Linked DNA regions of Homo sapiens: regions 1 and 3 are each linked to region 2. Evidence: chromatin loops called from intact Hi-C (ENCODE). Cell type or tissue: heart right ventricle. All regions are shown on one strand. Each heading gives the region's core, and the rest is flanking DNA. Links, peaks and the distances in the headings are about the cores only. Region 1 has its middle 27 kb from the start of TICAM2-AS1. Region 2 has its middle 84 kb from the start of FEM1C. Region 3 overlaps FEM1C (fem-1 homolog C).

Evidence for each region. Peaks named below come from ENCODE experiments on the same cell type or tissue, not always from the same donor. Only the 100,000 strongest peaks of a DNase experiment are listed, where the experiment ranks them.
Region 1: it touches region 2 in a loop (4-fold over the local background); 3 of 110 quality-filtered maps call a loop at or near these places.
Region 3: it touches region 2 in a loop (2.1-fold over the local background); 24 of 110 quality-filtered maps call a loop at or near these places.

The regions. Positions count from the first base shown.
Region 1 is chr5:115,571,613-115,577,725 of GRCh38, reverse strand. No RefSeq gene overlaps it. Among named protein-coding and RNA genes, the nearest start is that of TICAM2-AS1, 27 kb to the left of the region's middle. RefSeq lists enhancers at 2,271-2,340, 2,371-2,420. In heart right ventricle, for the core only: a CTCF peak has its summit at 2,971 (motif pointing right); a DNase peak (open chromatin) is centred at 2,965.
Region 2 is chr5:115,458,169-115,464,281 of GRCh38, reverse strand. No RefSeq gene overlaps it. Among named protein-coding and RNA genes, the nearest start is that of FEM1C, 84 kb to the left of the region's middle. RefSeq lists an enhancer at 2,781-3,980. In heart right ventricle, for the core only: no CTCF peak of the experiment used is centred there; DNase peaks (open chromatin) are centred at 3,561 and 3,981; H3K27ac peaks cover 1,675 bases.
Region 3 is chr5:115,532,057-115,537,056 of GRCh38, reverse strand. The region is part of intron 2 of FEM1C (fem-1 homolog C); the gene reads left to right. Among named protein-coding and RNA genes, the nearest start is that of FEM1C, 10 kb to the left of the region's middle. In heart right ventricle, for the core only: no CTCF peak of the experiment used is centred there; no DNase peak of the experiment used is centred there; H3K4me3 peaks cover 1,371 bases; H3K27ac peaks cover 696 bases.

The DNA of each region.
Region 1 (6,113 bases), core at 692-5,691, 110 kb before region 2:
AAACATTATGCTAAGTAAAATAAGCCAGATACAAAAGGACAAATATTATAGGATTCCACTTATATAAGGTAAATTCACAGAGACAGAAAGAATAGAGGTTACCAGGGGCTGAGGGCAGGGAGGAATATGGAGCTATTGTTTAATGGGTACAGAGTTTCTGTTTGGGGTTGTTGAAAACGTTCTGGAAATGGGTAATGGTGATGACACACAACATTGCGAAATGTACTTAATACCACTGAATTGTACACTTAAATATGGCTAAAATGATAGATTTTATGTTATATATATTTTACCACAATACAAGTTGAATATCCCTTATCCAAAATGCTTGGGACCAGAAGTGTTTTGGATTTTGGATTTTCATATTAGAGATGCTCAACTTGTAATTAAAAAAAAAAAGAAAAGGTAAAAAAACAAACCCAGGTTCTTTCCATCTTTTTGCTCTTCCATTCTCAGTGTTTCGGTTGAGCTCCCTTCCAAGGTGTAGCCTGGCTGCTCCAGTGTCCGACACTGTATACAGACATGACAGTGTCCAGCCTAATAAGATGATAGGAGTGGTCCACCCATATGGAAAAAATAATTCATCACTGCATTATTGAAAATTGTTGATACCCAGTAATGATAAAGAGCCATCTGACTCCCAGCTGGTTCCATTATTTCAAAATTCTCCCTACCCCTACCCTGAGTGGACACCTCCTAGCCTCCCTGCATCCAAACATCTTCCAACACCGTTTCTGAGTCAGACTACCTGGATTTGAATTCCACCTCTGTCCTCTGTAAGTGATGTTCTTAAAAAGACACTTAATTTTTTTGAGTTTTAATGTCCTCATCTAAAAATAAAGATCATAAATACCTCCCTGAAAGGTCATTTTGAGGATTTAATGAGCTAGTGCCTCACATATAGCTACCATATCTATGCTACTAGAACTATTTTTTGTTGCCTACACACATTCAATATGCAGCATGGGTTGGCGGGCAGGACACATATGCATTTTTACATACCCACAATCCTATCCTTGGAAACCTCGCAACTTGTAGGGAATAGATTTTAAACAAAGACAAAGGAAGATGCCAGGCCTTGTTCCCATGTGCAGTACAGCCCCCAGTCAGGCACTGAAAAGCAGAGGAGCCCCCTTGATCAGCAAGAGATGTGTGAGCTGTTAATGATGAGTATGAGTGCGGAGGAAGCTGGTGGCATGAAGGATGCAAGAGCATGGTGCCATGATTCTAACAAGTAGAAAGTTGAGCCATAAACTAGAAAAGCAGGAAAATGGAGTCTAGGAGTGCCAGCTTTGAAGTCAGTTAGGAGGAAGAATGGCTCAGACCTGGATGCCTTCAGTGGAGTTTTGTTGCTCCTTACACTTAAAAATGGTGGATCAACTTTGTGTTCATTTGATTATGGAGGGCAGAGGGTGTAATCCGTTTAATTTAGCTCTTTTCTGGGGCTTAGCAACTCCCAGATAATTTTGCCTCATTTGGGAATAGGCTGTATGAGTTTAGTTATACTATTCCCCTTGGGTTGGGTGGAGAAGGGAGTAAGAGTATCACTAGTCTACTCTGCTCCTTTCTTTCCTGACTAACTTAAGTTCTGCCTTGAATTCAACAAGCTGTTTGCTGGGGTTAACGCTTTCCAGCACAAGTCAGGGATGTTTTCCGCTTCAGTCCCTCATCCTTCAATTTTGCAGATCCTAATGCATTGGTTGTCAAAACCACTTCACTGCATAGAAGGTAACACCACTAGTAACAGAAATAACTTCCCTTGGCCCTCTCATTTGCAACAGCTCATTCCTAAGGCCCAATCCCAGTTCCTGATGGTGGATGTTGTTCCAGCCTGGAAAGCTTAATCACTTCCTCTCCAGTAACGAATAAATAGACTAGATTTCACTGAGTCATCTGTCTGCCCAGCAAAGGACCCTGCAAAAAAGAGATCAAAGTGGTTTTCACAGTCTTGTTGCAAAGGAAATCTGAGTTGGGGCCCAAGTATTCAAAGGGTGTAGAGTGGCTCAATATTAGTATCTAATTCAGGAGAATCATTTCAGTGCAGGCAAAGGATTTCAGGTCCTTTATCTGTACATTTTGCAGGTAAAAAACCTCAGTGCAGGTAAAGAAACCACATGCCATGCTGTGGAGTCAGGCTATTCCCAACTGTAGAGAAAGTCCATTGATCCATGAGTGTGGTGGGGCTGGCCCCAGGGCTAGTGAGAAGCTGTTGCCATGGCTGCATTGCTGGTAAGGTGGGATTCCGTGTGTTTGCCCTGAGCAATCTGCGCTGCCTCTGTGACTTTCCTCCTCTTCTCAGTCTTACACCGCCTGGTCTTAGGTCATCTGCTAAGCTGTCACAGAAAGTGACGTACCCTCCACACCTGTGGATGGTCTGAAGGGCAAGGAGGAAATTTCAGAAAGCTGTCAGGCACTTGATGAAATGAAACCACAGCATCTGGAAGTTGATGTCCTTAAGCCAATGACCAGAAGGAATGAACCAGAGAACTGATGTTGTTGTCCATGGACCTGATGTTTCTTATGAGATTCCAAGTAGAAAAATTTATTAGATTTTGAACACTTAACGGCTGGATAAGGACAACTTTCTTATATATATATATATATATATATATATATATATATATATATATATATATATATATGTCATATGTGGCAATACTCTTGTCAATTAACATATTAAGTTTGGATTGAGGTAAGTAATACTTGAAAGTGCCATTAATTAATAACTCAGAGCATGAAAATTATTTGATTAAAAGCTCAATGAGGCTGGGTGTGGTGGCTCATGCCTGTAATCCCAGCACTTTGGGAGGCCAAGGTGGGTGGATCACGAGGTCAGTAGTTCAAGACCAGCCTGGCCAAGACGGTGAAACCCCATCTCTACTGAAAATACAAAAATTAGTCAGGCGTGGTGGCAGGTGCTTGTAATCCCAGCTACTCAGGAGACTGAGGCAGGAGAATTGCTTGAACCTGGGCAGCAGGGGTCGCAGTGAGCCTAGATCTGGCCACTGCACTCCAGCCTAGGCGATACAGTGAGACTCTGTCTCAAAAAAAAAAAAAAAAAAAAGCTCAACGAATTAACTTGTGGAAAAAAAGAAAGACAATTGCTCTTCTCTCTTCTCCTTTGCCAATGAACCTGCTCTCACAACTGTTTACTCCAACATCTATACTCCTTCACAGTTGCCTTCCTTTCTGTCATGAGCAAGAATTGTTCTGGGGAAATCACTTCTTTAGTTAGTTTAACACACTTCTATTTCTCTTCAGATAGAGTGAGTTCTGAGTCATTTTCACTCTGAGGTGAATAATTAGAAATGCTTTTATTAGCAAGTAACAGGAACCTGCATTTAAGCAGTTTCCAAATCTAATTAGAAATGTTGCTTTCAGCTACCTACTCAAACTACAGGTTTAAATCAAGAAAATTGTTTTTTTCTATTATTTGTAGGGGACCTCTACAAACTAGCTCCTTCCGGAGGTTTTCCATGTATATATTGGACAGGACACATAACAAGCTTTACAGATTTCTGTATATTTTATGTGTATTTATAAATAATGCTATCACATTAAAATGTTCTAAAATTAGATTGCAGTGCTGGTTGCACAACTCTGCACATATACTAAAAACTGTTGAGTTGTATACTTGAAATGGGTAAATTTTATGGTATGTAAAATATATCTCAATAAAGAACCTAAAAAATACTCTCGAGCAAAGATGACAATAAAATGCTACAGTGATTTGGAAACATGATTTAGCAATGACTAGTAATGTTGAAGATGGGCATATCTTATGAATCTAGCAATTCTACCTCTGGATTTGTATCCCAAAGAAACTCTCTCACAGGTACCCAAAGAAGCACGAGTGAGAAGGATGCCTATGCAGCATTCTTTGTAATAGGTAAATAATGGGAAACAATCTAAATGTCCATCAGTAGGAGGATGCAGGAATACATTATGGCAGGTTCATGAAATCAATACTATAGGGCATTAAAAATAACTAGGAAACCTACATATGTGAATATGGGTAAATTTCTAAAATGTAATATGTGGGAGAAGTAAATTATAGAATAATATGGATAATTTGATAACATTTATATAAAGTTTTAAAACGTACAAGACAGCTCTGTATTTTTAATGGGTACTTACATTGGTGATGGTATATTATTTTCCATGCTCTCCTGTATGTTTGAAAAAGTTCATAATTATTTTTTAAATTAGCATTCACTTGTAGTCATGTTAAGTGCTGTAGATGTTTCCTACACGTGCAATGATTTGAGGAACTAAAAAAAGATGAAGACTGTCAATGGGTAGAGAAATATATGCTTGTAATAATACGTTTCATTTTTTATCACCTACTGTGTTTGGCACTTAACTTACATTATCTCCAGTGTTCCCCAGATTCCTACAAGGTTAGTCATACAGTGTCCAATACTGGGCCAAGAAACAGATGCTGGAAATGTAATATACCCAAGATCACAGGCTGGTAGAGGATGGAGTCATTGAAATATTCAGTGGTCTGGCTCCAAAGCCTTGTGGGTCTTAGGCTTCATAATTGTGCTTCTCAATGTACCTGTCTGCTTTTCTCATGGTGGAGAAATTAGGAGAGGCCAGTAGTACAAAGAGAAAACCATAACAAGTTCATGGTGAGGTTGCCATAATTCTAGTCTTCTTTGCCTAGTATGCACAACTCATGACAGAGAGTCTCAGGAACTATGCGTCCTAATTCCACTGTGCTGCTGTGGAGCTAACTTTTCTAATCTTCACTTTCCTCCAGAAGACTCAAAGTATTGCAGTAGCTGATTTCTAACATTTTCTAGCTGTGTGATTTTTTTCTGAGCTCTAAAAACTAAGGTCTCTGCCCATTCTAAAATGCTTCCCTTCTTTTGTTGTACTTTCTTCACTTCAGCTTTTGAACAAGCATCACTAAGCACTATTTTGTCACAAACTCCATGACCTTTGGAAATGGAAATGATGCTCTCTTAGTAAGCCCTGTCTGTGTCTAGGGAGAGAGGAGGATGTCAGTGTCTTTTAGCTCTGAACAAGAAGTCCACTATGTCTGGCATGATAATTTAAAGGGTCGCCAAATACTCTTGTTTTGTTTTGCTTTATGTAGTTTATTTGCTCATACTAGATGACACATATGTTAAATGAAACACTGCTTTGATTTAGAGGGAGGAGGAAAAATGGGGTACATAATAAGTGGGACTAGTGTTTATTTCAGGAAAAATGTGTTGCTTAGCTCCTGTATGCATATAATCATGTGCATCTTTTCTGTGTTTCAGAACAAAGATGTTGTTCAGCAATATAGGAAACATTAACAAAGGGAAACGAATGCAGACATTTACATACACTGTGATTTGTGAGTTTCAGGGTGGGATAGATCTAGCAAAAATTATGTTTAATGCTTAGATTTTATGTAAAACTACTGTGATATTGAATGCCGTATGTTTTGATTAGAGTACAGCCTGTGCAGCCCCATTATTTGGGTTCAATTTTAGTTGTACATTTATTTGTTGGGTAACTTTGGTCAAATTTAGTTAACCTTTCTATACTTTCAATTTGTAAAGTAGAAATCATAGGAATGACTACCTCAGAGGTGTTCTGGAAAGTAAGTGATTTAATAGAGATACAGTACTTAGGACAGGGGGAGTAAGGCATTCTTAGAAGTCGCTTTCATCCTGACCTTGCCTATTATTCAAGGCTGACTGCTAAGAGACTAGTTAAGCAATTAGATCCAGATCTTGATAGTTGCCCTATTTTTCCCCTTCAAGGCCATATGTGTTACTTTCCTCTAATACATTTGCCTAAAGCCAAAGAACAATCCATCTACCACTTAAGAATACATTTATTGCTTTTAACTTAAAAAAAAATTAAAGAAAAGATCTCTGTAAGGATGAGCTCCATCTTATGGTAGGCTTCATCTATACTGCCTCCTTCTTGTCGTAGTGGCTGCTGCAGTCAGGCATCCAGTCACTGGTGCACAGCTGAGAGAAAACTCAGGGCTGGTGTTCTGAAGCGGGTGACATAAGGATCTCTAATCACTGACCCAGCGACTCCAATACTGTCTTTGTTTCCCTGAGTTTTATATTTGCCCAGAACTGGAAAGCTCCCAGCCATTCATT
Region 2 (6,113 bases), core at 632-5,631:
GCCCTTCAGGACCTTCATTTAATGTGTGGGTATTTATCAGACTTTCCACTTGGCAGGTCCTTTTATCTATTTTGTTCAGTGAGGCTGCCAAATACCACAGCTCCATACTGCAGCTGTTTCTTCCTAATCAGGGCCAGTGCATCTGTGAGTACTTGCTTTTTCCTTCTTATATTCTCCCAAGTTTTTGGCATGGTAATCCCTCACTAGTTTGCTTTTTAAGGATTTTAAGAAAAAAAGTATGTATGTATATATTCATCCTCTACGTTACTCAATATACATATATAGCTGTTTTAGTCAACCTCATCAGGAGGATTGGTCTAGACTGCCATTAAGATAACTGAAAGTCCTCCAGTTGCTTTTAAAAAAAAGAAATAGGGGTAGTGTTTTTGCATTCCTACTCTTCTGAAAATGTCTTTATTTTATCAACTCTCTGGAGTTATAGTCTGGCTGAGATTCAAAGTCTAGGTTGAAACTTAATTTTCCTTCACATATTTGAAGGCACTATCTTATTGATCTCTTCTAACATTTATTGTAAGTGTTGTATAATCCTATTCCTTCCTCATGCTTATTTTCTTGTAAGTGACTTTTCCCCTCTCTTTGGGGACACAATTATCTCATAATGTTTCTCACATAATTTGGGGGTAACACATAATCTCACAATTACATAGTTTGGCATAGGGTGGGCCTTAATTAATTTATTTTTCTGTTCATAAAAGCAATGTGTTCAATCTGGAGATTTTTTTTTTACTCCTGGGAAATTTTATTGTCACTTTACTTTTTTTCTCTCTCTCTTTTTATTTTTATTTATTTATTTATTTTTTTGAGACAAGATCTCACTCTGTTACCCAGGCTGGAGTGCAGTGGTGTGATGATGATCTTTTTTTTTTTTTTAAAGGTAAATAAGTTATTTATTATTTCTTTCTTTTTTTATTTTATTATTATTATACTTTAAGTTTTAGGGTACGTGTGCACAATGTGGGTGATTGAACATGGAGTTCATAAATGCAAATCGGTCAATCAATAAAGCTGGAAACTTTTTCTTTAGGATAATTTAATTTGTCAAAAGATAATCTGATAACCATCATTCTACTCGCTACCTCCAAGACATCAACTTTTTTCAGTTTCACATATAAGTGAGAATATACAATATTTGTCTTTCTTTGCCGAGCTTATTTCACTTAACATAACATCCCCTAGTTCCATCCACATTTCTTCAAAAGACAGGATTTCGTTTTTTATGGCTGAAAATGTATTTATATACAATAGCATTCCATTGTATATACAGACCTCATTTTCTTTATCCATTTATTTGTTGATGGACACAGGTTGATTCCTTATCTTGGCTATTGTGAATAGTGCCACAATAAACATGGGGGTACAGATATTTCTTCAATATTCTGATTTCCTTTCTTTTGGATATATTCCCAATCGTGGGATTGCTGGATCATATGGTAGTTCCATTTTAAGATTTTTGAGGAACCTTTATATTGTTTCCATAATAGTTGTACTAATTTACATTCTCATCAGCAGTGTATAAGCATTCCCCTTTCTTCACATCCTCACCAACATTTAGTTTTTGTCTTTTTGATAACAGCCATTCTAACTGGGGTGGGATGATATCTCATTGTGGTTTTGACTTGCATTTCCCTAACAATTAGTGACGTTGAGCATTTTTTCACATACCTGTTAGCCATTTGTATATCTTCTTTAGAGAAGTGAGGCGGAGAAGAGTAGTAGGGAGGGAGAAATGAAGAGAAGTTGGTTAAGTTTGCAGACTTCCATGTCCCTCCCCTCTGTTGCCCCTATCTCTGTAGCCCCAAGTCAAAGCCTTTCCCATTCAAATTACACACAAAAAAACTCTTTCATCACCAGCCTGGGAAACTAGTGGCCTGACTGTGCAAGGTGAGAGAAGAACATGACTGCTTCACAAACGAACTTTCAACTTCTATTTTTAGCTCCTTACCTCACCCCAACCCTTCATTGTACCTGCTGTCTCCAAATCTTGAGCATCTCAGGTTTTCCATTGGGATGAATGAGCTAATTCATTTGTGGTAACTTGTCTTCAGGTGACTTAAATCCTTGCTTCCTCTGTCTTACTAAACCACTTACCTCCATCTGGTCCTATCTTTCAAACTTGTGTGGAATTCTCTTGTCTGCTTGTTTTCTTTATTCTCTTTGTCTTTTATGGGTTTCTACATTCTTTTAGACTCTAGTTAGCCATTCAAACTCCATGATTCATCAGTTCCTCATCCATACATGAAAATAATGCTGGCTTTGCCTATCTGACTCAGAGACTTTTTGTGTGTGGATATAGTTTGATAATATACATGAAAGTGATTGTGGGAAAGCCTAGAGGTCTTTATCATTATTTTCCTTATGATGTCTTTGTCCTCATTAATCTGATTTTCTAAATAAATGCTGAATTCAAATTATGCTCTCATTTCTCACCAGAATGAGCAGTGTCTGTTTCTTCTTGGTTGTGGAAATTGTATCCCTCTTCCTTTTCATCTGCTACCATCTCTTTTCTGTTGAGGTTTTCAGGGTGTGCATGAATCACCACTGCTCCAAATGACTGTGTGATATTCTCTGCCCCACCCTTGAAGCACTCATCACTGGCTGGGTGGATTCTCACTGAGCTATCATGGGTGGTGACACCTACCATCTTTGAGCTTCCCAAGGAGTATCCCAGCTGCTAAACTGGGACTGATCAACAAGGGGAGGCTGATTCTCCATTGCTGGAGTTCTGATTTCTACCCAATGGGTGCTTTGTTGTGAAAGAGATTTCACTAACTAGTCAGGCCAAACCACCTATTTTAAATCAAGATAATGATCGTTAACACTTCCAGATTCTAAGAATGTTACATGTTTTAACTTATTTCATCTGCACAACACCCTGTAATATCCTATGTCACGGGGAACAAAACTGAGACCCAGGTTGATTAACAAACTTGCTCAGTTTCACAATGCTCGTCAGTAGCAGAGCTGGAATTTAATCCCAGACAATCTCTCCCCAGAGTCTAGGCTCTAAACCACAATTTTATCCTGTCTCTTAAATCGGCTTTGTTTAACTAGCTAAGAGTGAAGAAAATCTTCCAGAATTTAAAGTGCATAGTAGGGTGCTGGCCTTCCTTGATTCTTTGATAATGTAAATAAAAGTCAACACTGGGGTTCTACCTCTAAGGTTCTACCTTGTTTGTACCCAATACTCCAACCAATTGGACACTGATTTCTTAGGTGCTTGAGTAATAGGCTGATGGCAGGTTGAACCATATGAAATTGTCAATATTTGGCCATTTTTGACCTATATAAATGGCAATGTCATATGAATCAATTCAATATTTGTTGAGCCCCTACCTACTTTGGTGGAAGACATGGTTCCAGGCATTTTTCTTACGTTACTTAACCTTTACAACAATATTTCCAAGTATTTTTACCTCAATTTTTCACATGAGGAAATAGGCTGAAACTAACTAGCTGGAGATCACTCAGCAATTGAAGTGGTAAAGCCAGGGATCCTGTTCCAAGGTGGATTCCTTTCCACTGCACAGCTCTGCTGGCTGAGCCCCAGGAGCTGAGTGGAGCTGGAGGTTCTGCAGGCAAAAAGGAAGGTCACATTCGAGTGGCACACTCAAGTTATATCAGTTTTGAAGTTGAGCATGAGTCAAAAGGAGGAAATCAAATGACCTCTGGTAAACAGATATGAGTCAATCAGCAGCAAAAGTCAGCTTTGGGAAAGTGAATCAGACCTATTCCATTTTATTCAGTATTGTCACGACTGTGGGTGTACTTGCTACAGCTTTAAAGAAAATTTGGGGATTGAAGGGTGATTTGCCTAATTGGAGAATACTGTCATGGGAAGCCCAGCCAGGAGAGCCCAGATGGGGGTGGGGAGGCGGGGCATCTAAAACAGCTGGGGACTATTGGGATTCAAAATTGGAACAAATACAACTATGGAACTTAGGGAGTTTGAGGAAGAGATAGGATGGGAAGGTCTTTGGTAGTACAACCAGAAAAGAATGATAATTTGGGGCTCTCCAGAATCTCCAGTGCTAATTGAGCCAGATGGGGCTTGGCAACCCAGGTTAGCCACGTGGAAGCATTTTGGAATGACTACAGGCTGTAAGTTACAGATGCTGGGTTGGGAAGACAGGGAGTGTTAAATGGGCACAAACACACTGAGATATGTTCCAGTTAAGTGGAATATTATTCAGGGGTAGATGCAAAAATAGTTGAAGTGGTTCATAGACATTCATTTTAATTCTATGACTTTCCTCTGTGGGAAACTACTTTCATCTGGTTCTTTTCAATATGAAGTGAGTCATATTCTTTTTATTTGCCACAAGCATTTATTTGCCATAAGTGTCTTAAAGCATTTGACAATTGCTGCCTTATTTTCAAGAAATTGATTGAAACACCCTTGCTGAGCTGCTCAGAATTTGAGATTAATTCTCAACCACTGGCACAAAAGTAGCAAGAGAAGATAAGAGTGAATGTGGTCATTGATCAACAGATGTTTGTTTTAACTCTTTTCTGGAAAACCTGCCAAATACTGGGGAGTGTAAAGGCATCCAGACTGCCTTCTCTGAGCTTATACTCTAATTGGGAGAAATATGACATATACACAGAGCAGAAGACATTGACTTACAAATGCCAAATGTGCAGTGAATAAACAAAGTTACGGGAAGCAAGGAGGCCGACATTGGCAGTGGGGCTAAACAAGGCCCATGATTCCTGGAGAGGGTAGATTTGAGCTGATCCTTAAAGAATGAGCATTCAGGGATACTAGGAAAAGGGAGGAAGGCATTGCAGGCAATGAGAATGGCACAAGAAAGAAGTCCAGGGGTGAGAGAACCCCTATTTGCTCAGAACCCAAGAGGACCGGGTTGGACAGAGTGGAGAAATTGTTGGTGAAGTAGTATGAGTGCCCCCACTTCTTTTCTCTACATGATTTCCTGAGTGATCTCATTCCGTCTTTCTCATTTAAATAATGTCTATATGCTGATGATTCCTGGATTTATAATTCCAGCACAGACTGTTCTTCTGTATTCATGACAGAACTCTTGATTTTTGCCCTCCCAGCTCATCCCTGTCTTCCCACTTCCCATGTCTTTCTCCTGTTGGTAAATGGCATCATGATTTACTCAGGTGATCAAGCCCAAGCCCTGGGAATCATGCTTGACTTCTTTCATTTACTAGCCCATCTCTGATCCATCAACAAGTGACATCAGCTCTTCCACAAGAGTATCTCAAATATGTTCATGTTTTTCTGATTTCTACAAATACCACCCTGGTTCAAGGCACCAAGCTCTCCTGCCTGTCATTCTATCATAGCCCCTGATTTCAATCCTTCCAAGCTTAGCTCCCTGAAGTACTTTCTGTAACCTGCAGTAAGAATTTTGTTTTTGAAATGTCATCAGAACATATGTCAGTGGATCACTCTTCTGTTTAAAATGCTTTGATCGCTTCCCAGTGCTCATAGTATAAAATCCCAACTCCTCACCATGATCTACATCACCCTGCTTTGTGGACACCTCCCATGCCTGGCCAGCATCCATGCAACTTCTTCTACTAGCAGATTCTCCATTTTTCTTTAGGGGAACTACCCCTCCCTGATTCTTCCTGCAAGTGGTCTGTGTGGGCTGATTCCACCCCATGTCCTGTTTCAGCAGCCAGCAAGTAACTCCAGCATGGACAATTAGCATATTCTTTCCCCATGTTACAGTGGTTGTCTGAGAGATGAACACATCTCCTAAGTTGATTGGATAAAACTCAAGCCTAGATCTTTTACTAGAACACTGGTGCTTCTGGTGAGGGCCTAAAGAATATTACAATCATGGTGGAGCGAAGGGGAGCCAGAATGTCACACGGTGAGAGACAAAGCAAGAGAGAGAGGAGGAGTGGCATGCTACTCTAAACAACCAGCTCTCACATGAAATCACAGACTAAGAACTCACTCAATGCGGCAAGGACAGCACTAAGCCATTCATGAGGGATCCGCCCCCATGACCCAAACACCTCCCACTAGGCTCCCCCTTCAGCAGTGGGGATCACATTTCAGCATGAGATTTGGAGAGAACCACGTCCAAACCATATCACCTGGGAACTGCTGGCTG
Region 3 (5,000 bases), core at 1-5,000, 73 kb before region 2:
AGTCTGTGAACTAGAGGACAGGGAATTATAATGTTGAAGTTTTCTGTCATTAGATGAGTTTTTTACACATAATTAGTTGCTTTTAGTCCTCATCCCTTAGCTCCAGTGCTCTTAGCCTTGAAAATTCTACTTAACATCGAGACTCATTTCAAATGCAATTCTTCATCTCCCTCAGGTTATAAGAATGCATCTTACCTCTTTGGATGCAGATATTTTTTAGCGTTTAACTTTGTTGTAAGCTCAAGGACCTTTATTGTTAAATTTCTGTTTGTTCTTTGCTCAGTGCCTTATACAAAGAATTAATGAAGGGAGGGCACATAGTAAGTAGTCTTGGCACAATTTATCTTCTTTTTTTTAATTTCCTTTTTTTTGAACTTCTGTTCTTGAGTATCTCTCATGATAGACTACACATGGGGAAGGGAAACATTCTAAGCAGAGAATCCTTCTTCTAGTGCTCCTTTGATACCCTAAGTTGTTTTTTTCCCTTTATCCCTTCTTACCTCCTCCATCAACCTACACCTGTTAGTTATTCAGGGAATAAAATACTTGGAATCAGCATTATTGTGCAATTGAACCACACACCCTATCCTCATCTTACAAGTGGACCACCTCTGTACTCAGCCCAACCCCAGCTACAAAGTTGAGGAAGGAATGGGTTGGTGCCAAGCATAGTAGGCTGAAGAAAGAGAGATGAGGACTGTTTTTGTGTCTTTCCAAATAAATGTATTATAATAAAAGACCCTCTAATTGCTGCTTCTATCAGTCAACACTTATACTTTCACCAAAAATATAATATTTTTATTTTAATTGGATTTTTAAAACAGCCTTATTGAGATAAAATTCACAAAACCACTTAAAGTGTATACAATTCAATGGCTTTTCAGTATGTTCACGGGGTTATACAACCATCACAACTATCAGCTTTTCATCACCCCCGGAAAAAATCTCATATCCATTAAGAGTCACTCCCTCCTATCCCTCCTCATTCCCCTGAAACTGCACTAGTCTTAGGCAACCAGTAATCTCTTTTCTGTCTTAAGTTTGCCTGTTCTGGACATTTAATTTAAATGGAATCACATAATATGTAGTCTTTTGTGAGTTGTCTTGTTACTTAGTGTAATGTTTTCAAGGTTCATCCATTTTGTAGCATGTATGAGTGCTTTTCTTTTTATTGCAGAATAATATTCCATTGAAATAGATATATCACTTTTATTCATTCAGCAGTTGATGGGCATTTGGGTTGTTTATACTTTTTAGCTATTCATGGATAAATTCTTCTGTGGATATATGTTTTCATTTCTCTCAGGCACATACCTAGGAGTGGCATTATTGGGTTGTATGGTAACTCTTTTAACAGGAACCGTTAAACTGTTTTTCAAAGCAGTTGTACCAGTTTACATTCCTGTCAGCAATGTAAGAAGAGTTCCAGTTTCTCCACACCCTCTCCAACACTTGTTCTTCTTCTTCTTCTTTTTTAATATAGCCATTTTAGGAAGTGTGTAGTGATATCTCATTGTGATTTTGATTTATATTTCTCCAATCGCTAATGACGTTGAGCATTTTTTCATGTACTTAATTCGTGTGGTTATTGGCTCTCTCTGTCTCTATTTTCTTTGGAGGAGTTTCTTCATTAACCTTTGCATGTTTTATAACTGGGTTATCTTTGTATTACTGAACTGTAAGAGTTGTTTATATATTCTTATGTATGTCTTTTATCAGATATATCATTTGCAAATATTTTCTCTCATTCTGTGTTTGTTTTTTTTTTTTTTAACTTTTTTGATGGTGGTGTTTATACCAATTTGGATTTTTATTTTACAAACGGATTTTTAAGGAAATTTATGTGTCACTTATATAATGTCTTACTTAAACAAGAAAATTGTTAGGAATAGACTGCAGAATTTACTGATACTATGCCATTTACTATGCAGGAACTTTTCCATGGATGAAACTTTGTAATCTAATTGTAAAACACAACCCCTTCCTGCTTTGGCATATGGTTAAACTTAGAGTAAAGAGGAATGATACAATTTTATTTCTATATGGTGTAAAACAGGGCTGTGACCTAGCCCTCCTTTTAAATTTATGTTCATATGACTTGATATTGCTATTAGATATATTAGCTATGTGGCAAGTATCTATATAGCAAACAAGAAAATAAGAATCCTTCTCTATTTTCTTGCTACTCAAGGACCAGCAGCGTAGGTATCACTTGGATCCAGCCTAGATGATCTGAATCAAAATCTGCATTTTATTATGATTCTCTGGTGATTTTATACATGAAAGTTTGAGAAGCACAGCTTTATTTGACTTATGCTAAACACACACACAAAGCTTGAAATACATGAGGAATTTACAAACGGCAGAATCTACTGTGTTTGTTAAATATTTTGCAGTCCTTAGGAGGACATTTTTGTTTTTTTATAAAGAGCAGTAAATTCTGTCTACTCCGTGAGGGTGGTTTAGAAACTGACTTGATCCTGGTGAATCTTGGTAATTTTATCTAAATTGAGATATTTATATGTTATGTTGAAGCTCTTTTATGATTTAGATGGTTGGTTGGTAACAATCACTTGCCCTTATCAAACTCAAAACGTTTGGTTTGGACCCAGATAATTCTTAGGCCTCTAACTAGTTCTTCCTCAAAATACAGCTATGTTTTTGGGTTACCTAATTTGAAAAAAATGTTGATTCTATTCCTAGGCACCTAAGCTTCACAGTTGAACATGAATTTTTAATGTCTTACTCACCTGCTATTAAAAGATTACAGGTGTCTTTAAAATTAACAGCAGTGAAGATTGGCACTTCAGATGCTTCTTGAGGAATACTACCACCCTTTAATGCACGAGCACTTACCATAGTTTCCTGACCTTAATATTCATCCCAGAAGCATCCCAGTGAAAATGGCACTTTTCATTCTTCCAGATTTTCTTTGCATTGTTTTTGTGTTAAATTATGAATTTGAAAATTAATGTATTCGTATCATACTGTTTTAGCTTTCTAGAGAAATGCTTTAACAGAATTAATACTTAATGTTGTGCCACTAACCGGATTTCTAAGAAATGCCCATTTAACAAACATGTCTTTTGAGAAATCATGAAATTTTTTTTTTTTATGAATTCAGTGCCAGAATATTTTTTTTCTCCAAATGAACTTTTTCTTAATCAGGCATTGAGAATTGTTTAATATAATATGTTTTTCTTTTTCTCTTCCTTTTTTTTCTTTAGCCAAAGGTAAATTCATTAAATTTCATTGCTGCATATCCTTAATTTCATCTCAGATTCCTGGTAATATTTATTTTTGAACTTTGTGTTGTTTTATTGTTCATTGTCTTTCTCATTCTGAGAATGCGAAAAGAAGACATGATGTGGAGATGGAAAATCTTTGGGAAGTACGATCGCTGTATTATGGGAATGTTTTTAAAGGGCCTGTGTAACCCAGAGAAAATTCTTGAGCTAAATCTATAGTACTTGGCATATATCGTTATGCACCAAAACTTTAAATCAATTATGTTAACTAGCAAAAAAGAAAATATGATTTTAATGATCTTTGGCATGTAACAGTACATACTAGTCACAAGACCCTGGTAACTCACTTTTTAAATTTGGCTTGTTATACTTTTTCACAAAAAATTACATTTAATACTTATAGCATATCTAGCACTTGAAAAAACTGACATAGCAAAATATTTACGGTAAATTTAACAAACTGGTTATCATTTTATAAAGTGCTTATACATAGAAAGCCAGATTAATCTCAGAAACTGAAACATAGACATGGCATAAAAGAAAATAAAGTTTATAAACAGATATGAGAAAATATTCTATTTACCAAGGAATAGAGGTAATATAAATTAAAAAGTTAATTTTAGTAGTAGAAAGAATACTATAAAGTGGAACTTTAAACAATTTTTATAATCCCATTGGTAGTGAATTGAAGATGTCTATTAAGCCATCACACATTTGTGATTCTATTTTAGGTAGGCGTTAATTTTTTTGTCATTTGTTTATTGACTTATTTACATGCAATAAAATTCATACTTTTTAGTGTACAGTACTGTAATTTTTGACAAACATATACTACGCATTTATTAAAGGTAAGAACAAAAATGTCCTTCATGCTCCTTTGCATTAAACCCCTCTCCTAGCCCCCAGCCCTTGCCAATCACTGCTCTGTTATCTGTCCTTATAGTTTTTTAAGCATTAATTTTAATAGTAAAAATTCTGAAGCAGTGCAGATGTCCATCAACGGGGAAATGTTTATGTAATGTATGACTTGCTCCCTTGCTTGAACTTTCACCATAAAACCATTAAGAAGGATTATGTAGAATCTGTGTAGTTACAGAAACTATGCAGACGATGTAATAACACATGACAGAATGCCCAAGATGTAGGTGAAAAGCAGGAAACAGTTATATATATACTGATTATAACTTTGTCAAAGCATACTATATAAAAAGACTTGGAGAAATGACACAAAAGTTATAATTGCTTTAAGATCATGCCTTTTTTTTTTCCCCTCTGTTTTCTAAGCTGTAAGTAATAATGCTCTAGGCTATAATTAAAAAACTTACCTTTAGGGCCTTCCAGGGCAGAAAAGTGTGGTGGTTATACACTTAACCTGTTAGAGTAATTAAAAAGATCTCCTTCTAGGATATTACTTTTTGAACTTATTTTGTCTGCAAAAGCTAAGATTGAATTACTTTTTGTGATATCAAATATTAAAAATTTAGAATCTACCTTAGCTTTAGCAGGTTGCTAGTTGCTTCTGGGATATAAGAAATATAGGATCTGTATACTTTAAGAATAGACTGTTTAGGTAAGAACTTATTTGTGAAGCAGTAGCATTATACTAGTGTAAGGTATTATAATAGTAGATGTTATGTGAATAATTATTAGGATGACTCATATATTTATTCACCAGGCATTCTCACAATGATAAAATTGATATGATAAAACCAGGAAAACCTCTTTAAGCAGTTGAAATTTCTAGTGAGATTT